2 separate regions of the Homo sapiens genome follow, and region 2 is linked to region 1. The links are chromatin loops, found by intact Hi-C in ENCODE. Cell type or tissue: GM12878. All regions are shown on one strand. Each heading gives the region's core, and the rest is flanking DNA. Links, peaks and the distances in the headings are about the cores only.

Region 1 (2,920 bases), core at 212-2,711:
TAAGTTACCTTTGAAAACTTGATACTACATTTTTCTCTTAAAAATTTACAATGCACATAAGCATACTAAAGGCTCTGAGAAGTCCTGCAAAAAAAGAAACCTGTTTCATTCTGTGCAATCGAGCAGTTTCCAAACTTTCTTGAGCACAGGGCACTTTTTCCTTAGCACATCCGTCAACACCCAGAGGAGAACAGTGTGTGGAACATAAGTGTAGGAGACACTGTACTCAGCTAGGCTGTTCCCCAACCATCCTTGAATGCCCCTAGGGCCAGCCCTTTCTTCTTCACTTAGTTTCTAAGTACCTTTTAAAGGGGACATATATAATCCTATTTTCTCTCCCTCCAGTAATTCCTTATTCATCACTCCAGGCATCTCTCTTAGTAATGCTTTAAACTGACTGCCTAAAAGAGATCATTTCTTCTCCCTTTCTGCATATTTTGAAACAAGTAACAAAATAAGGCATGGATTAATATAAGCTTAGCTGGTTTATTCAGATCCTCAGAGAGTCAAACACCATATTTCCATCTGAAAACTTCTACTTAGTGCAGCAGAACTCTCTGCTTGAGCACACATTTTCATGAGACCCCACATGGTGACAAAGCCAAATGAATTGGTCAATTCCTTTAGAAAGTATTTGGTATCATGTACATATGGTCTACATCTAAAATGATGTCACTCTTGGGTAAATGGCCCCATGAATGTGAATTAGTAATTCCCAAGATTGTGAATAATAACTTTTTTATGAAAGACTATTGTCCACTAAATACCTAGCACTTAAAACTAAAAAACTTGTTTACAATCAATCTAAATATTTGAAGATATCTTAAGTTCTAACCGGAATGCTCACTTTCCTTCCAAATGCCTAGCACTGTACAGATGTAGCCAAGAATTTTGAATCATTGACTAATTCCTTCCTTTCATTTCTTTAACTTCTCCAGTTTATATTGTACTAATCTGGGTGCTTTATATTATGTAGACAATCTTATTGTTAGTTGGCTCCATGCCAAAGACATTTAGTTATAAATGTTAATTATCTTTTTTGGTAGATGAGTAAAATGGAAACTAGGTAAAACCAAGAAAGAATAGCCATCCGTGCTCCTCCTGAAAGAATTTTGAAGTTAAAATCCACTAAAGCATGCAAAGTTCTGTTTTTACTCCTTGATCTTTTCACTCTTAGCCACATACATCTAAAGTTATATTTCTCAAGGGACCCTAAAACAAGATTCAAAAGTGAAAATGTGGAACCATGGTTTGGAGTATGCAGCATAGAAAAATCACCTGAAACTAAACTAAAATGAGCAATTTAAAAACATAAAGGGGCGAAATGACCTGACAAAGAAAGATATCAAATAATTCTGAGCCAGAGTCCCAGGTAAAAATGTCGAAAACTTGCAGCTAAGAATAAAATTAGGAATTAGAGAAAATGTTGCTCTATTGGGCTGGATTTCCTCCAGGTCAACAATCACTGAGTCATTAAGAAAACTGAGAGTCCAAGAGTTCCTGATTCCCTGTGACAGGCCTCCATTCCCCAGATGAAGTTAGTGTGCTGGCTTAGCCACCTCTGCAGGGTGTGGACACCAGCATGAAGAGCAGAAGTCAAGTCTCGCTTTATCTGGCTGTGTTCCTGGTCAGTTTGCATTCTCAACCTCAGAGTGAGGGGGTATGATTTAAATGTGAATGTTTCTTAAAGTTCAGTTAATCCAGAGTGCTTGCAAAAGACCAAATGCTGCAGACCAATGATGGTTTTTTTTATACCAAGAACAAAATTAAATGTTGTCTATCAGCTGGACTAGGGAAAACATGATCCAAGCCACATAATATGCTAGTAGCATAACTACATGCTATGATAATCACCATGATCATCTCACCATCAGGGTTGTAATGATTCCAGAGTAATGATGAGGTTGGATCGTGCTAGCCATACCCTTTCAGCTGACCAGGCTGATCATCCTTGTGATTAAGGACATTGTTGAGTTTGCTTTCATCAGATAGACCCACATTTGCCCTCTCTTTGGAGACAGCGGCATCTGTGAGTACAATTTTTCTTTTATATGGGAGTTCTGCTGACTTTTCGATGAGCAACTTGCCGAAGTCTGCTGTCATAGAATCCCAGAGCCAGCAAGGTCCCTGGGGAGTCATGGAGGCTGCATGTCCATGCTGCACACAAACAGGGTCAGGACGGTCACATCTGGCCATTGTAGCTCATTTATACAGCTGGGATCCAGAAACATCAGTTTCGCTGTGCATGCTGTGCTAACACCCCACAGAGCCCTGGCCTCAAGGAGATGTGAAGAGCTCCATCCACAGCACTGGGTCCTACACACCCAGGTTACTCATGGGTAACCCGGTGGCACGGCATGTTATGATTTGAGAAGAACCAGAATTTGTGTTCTCAGAATTTCCCCATCTGCTGGCACCATGCCTGAATTTCCAACTATTAGATTCACTCCTGTGGGTTAAGAGGATGATTTCTGCTTTTTTTTTTCTCCTTTAGCACAAAAAACCCATTTAACATCAAACCACTTTACAAATCTTCCACATGATAGTTATAATTTTAGTTTCTGATGACTCAAAAAGAAGTAAACAACTACTAAAAATTTTTGTTGTGCTTTTATATGGATTTATATCTAATAAATTATAATAACATCTTCATATGTTAGAAAAATAGTCACCCATGTATTTATGAGCTATATTATTTACTAAGTCTAGAAACAGTGCTTGGTAAACACATGGCTTCATGGATCTCTAGTTCTGCATTCTTTCTCCCCACTCTCCCACCACACGCACCCCATGCTTTATCACCAAGATTTATGATCCACCGATTGGGGCCACTAAGTTAAGCAGCATTTTATAAGCTTGTGTTCTCTGGGACACTGTTCCACAGGGTACAAAATAAGTGTTCAAAAAAAAGTTTGGAAAC
Region 2 (2,920 bases), core at 135-2,634, 60 kb before region 1:
CTGAAACATGAAATAATTCAATGATTAATGAAAGCCTTTAAAAAATAGGAAATTATTAATTAGGGATTACAGTAAAAATAATGACCTTAAAGTGTCTGACATGCCGGGCGTGGTGGCTCACTCCTGTAATCCCAGCACTTTGGAAGGCTGAGGTGTGAGGATCCCTTGAGCCCAGAAATTCGAGACCAGCCATGAGCAACATGTTAAGACCCTGTCTCTACAAAAAAGTACAAAAATTAGCTGGGCGTGGTGGCGCACACCTTGGAGGCTGAGGTGGGAGGATCACTGGATCCCAGGATGCAGAGATTGCAGTGAGCCAAGATCATGCCGCTGCACCTGGGTGACAGAGCAAGACCCAGTTTCAGAAAGAAAAGAAAAGACAAGAAGATTAAAAACTAATCTGAGCCAGGTGAGTGGTGTGCACTCGTAGTCTCAGCTATTCAGAAGGCTGAAGTAGGAAGATCGCTTGGGTCCACGAGTTCAAGACCAACCTGGGCAATGTATCGAGACACTACCTTAAAACAAAACAAAACAAAGCAAAACAGCAATCAAAAAAACCCAATATGAGAAAAAAGTACCTCATCAAGCTACTGAATAACTTGAGCACACTCTAGCATCTGTTCTGTTGCTTATTTGTTTTTGCTTTTACTGGCATCAGGAATTATTTCTATAGTTCCTCTGGTATGTTCCCCTGACATGGGATATGCCAGGCACATGTTCTTAAAAACAATTTCTTAACATAAAGAAATTTCGCATTTCAAATCCTTAAGAGTTGGAGAACTTAAAATCTCATACTGGAATGAAAATTGCTTCTTCTGCTTTCAAAGGCCTTTTGATTAAGGGCTTACTTACTACCCTGTCTCTACTAAAAATACAAAAAGTTAGCTGGGCATGGTGGTGCACGCAGGTGGTCCCAGCTACTCGGGAGGCTGAGACAGGAGAATCGCTTGAACCCAGAGGCCAATATAGTGGGGGTGGGGGACAGAGATGGCTCTTAAAGGCAATGATTTGGCCAGTTGTCAGGTTCAGGAGAGTTCTATTAAGGAGACAAGCTCCCAGGTGTTTATTGGGTGCCTATGGAGTTTTAGCCAGTCTTCTGCTTCTAAAACTATTAAATATTAAGCTACCTTGGGATGCATTGCAGAACCTCATTTTATTTTTCCCCTGTGGCTTCCATGTGGCCCTTTATATGGCCTAAGTGGGGCAGTTATGAACCACATCCCCTCTCACCAGGCACAGTGTGTTCCTGGTGCCGGAGAGGTGGTGGGGCAGGTCTGAAGTCTCATGGGAAGCAAATACTCAGTCCACATTGATTCCCAGGCCTGACTCAAAAGGGCTGTGTGATTTGAGGAATTACCCTCATTGTGCTTCCCCATTCTCAGAGAGTAAAACCACAGGGCAGTTCTGGCTGACGGGTTTGCACCTATCTGGTGTCTGCTCCACTGTTTCTGTCATGTTGAGTCACAGGGCATTCATTAGTGACTGCCTTGTGCAGTGCAATGATGTAGTGAGGAGTCCGTAGCCCTGGGCCTGAGTGGGTTGATCCTGGTGGGAATTTCAGTTGTGGAGCACTGGCTCTGTGAGGCTGGACACATTACTTTAGTCTTCCAAGCACCTTAAGTTTCTTCATCTAGAAAATGGAAACAATAGTATCTACCAAGTAAGCTTGTTGAGAAGATTAAATAAAAACTAACAAGTGGCTGGGTGCAGTGGCTCACGCCTGTAATCCCAGCACTTTGGGAGACTGAGGTGGGCGGATCACTTGAAGTCAGGAGTTCGAGACCAGCCTGGCCAACATGGTGAAACCCTGTTCTATTAAAAATACAAAAAATCAGCTGGGCGTGGTGGTGCACGCCGGTGGTCCCAGCTACTTGGGAGGCTGAGACAGGAGAAACGCTTGAACCCGGAGGTGAAGGTCGCAGCGAACCGAGATCGTGCCACTGCACTCTAGCCTGGGTGTCAGAGACTGTGTTTCAAGAACAACAACAACAGCAACGACAACAAAAGCTAACACGTATCAAAGGCTTGTGTGCCAAGTACTGTTCTAAGCACTTTTTAGCTTTACATGTGTTAACTCCATGAATATTTACAGCAACTCTATGAGGTAGTTGCTGTCATCATTTCCATCTTACAGAGGAGGAAACCAAGGTTGATTTGCATAAGATCACACAAGTAGGAGGTGGCAGAGCAAGGATTAGAATCCAGGCAGCCTGACGCCAGAACCTATGCTCTTAATGCAAAATATTCATGTAGGAATTTAGGAACATAAAACTGTTTTAAAATGGTTCTACTGCATCCAAAATTCATTCAATGAATATTCCACAAATGTTCCTCAGTGCCAACTGGGTGAGAAGCCCTGTGCCAGGTGCTGTGGGGAAGCAAAATTAAGTAAGACATCGTTGTTACATATAACAGAGAAGAAAGATTCAGTGGCACCCCTACAAGGGGAAGTAGTACAGGGTGATTGCTGCAGGAATTTGGGAGTGGGGGTTGGGCAGAGATTGGGAGTTCTGGTGTTGCCTCTGATTGGCTGAGGGTGGATAAAACGAGGGGAGAGGTCAAAGATATTGCTGAGACGTCAAGAAGGGTGGAAATCTGTCTGAAAACCAAAAGGATGAGAACTCAAAAAAAATGGTGATCCCATGAACAGCATGGAGGGATCCAGAGGCACTGGAGTGGCCAGGAGAGGAAATGCCAAGGTCACCTGAGGACCTCGTAGGACTCTGTGAGGTCCAGTGGGGTGGCAGGTGGTCCTGGTCATGCTCAGCTTCTCTGTATACCCCGAATTACATCATATAGACAGTGCTGTTATTGAGCTGAACATGCAATACGTGCTTGTTCGTCATTAATTCATTCCACAAGTGTTTAATCAGCATCTATTTTGTGTCATGTGCTCTTAGGGTCTGAAGCTTTCTCATCT

What was found. Peaks named below come from ENCODE experiments on the same cell type or tissue, not always from the same donor. Only the 100,000 strongest peaks of a DNase experiment are listed, where the experiment ranks them.
Region 2: a loop joins it to region 1, with 8 times the contacts of the local background. A loop is called at or near these places in 2 of 110 quality-filtered maps.

The regions. Positions count from the first base shown.
Region 1 is chr11:110,856,462-110,859,381 of GRCh38, forward strand. No RefSeq gene overlaps it. Among named protein-coding and RNA genes, the nearest start is that of ARHGAP20, 150 kb to the left of the region's middle. In GM12878, for the core only: no CTCF peak of the experiment used is centred there; DNase peaks (open chromatin) are centred at 1,200 and 2,346.
Region 2 is chr11:110,796,235-110,799,154 of GRCh38, forward strand. No RefSeq gene overlaps it. Among named protein-coding and RNA genes, the nearest start is that of ARHGAP20, 85 kb to the left of the region's middle. In GM12878, for the core only: no CTCF peak of the experiment used is centred there; a DNase peak (open chromatin) is centred at 1,367.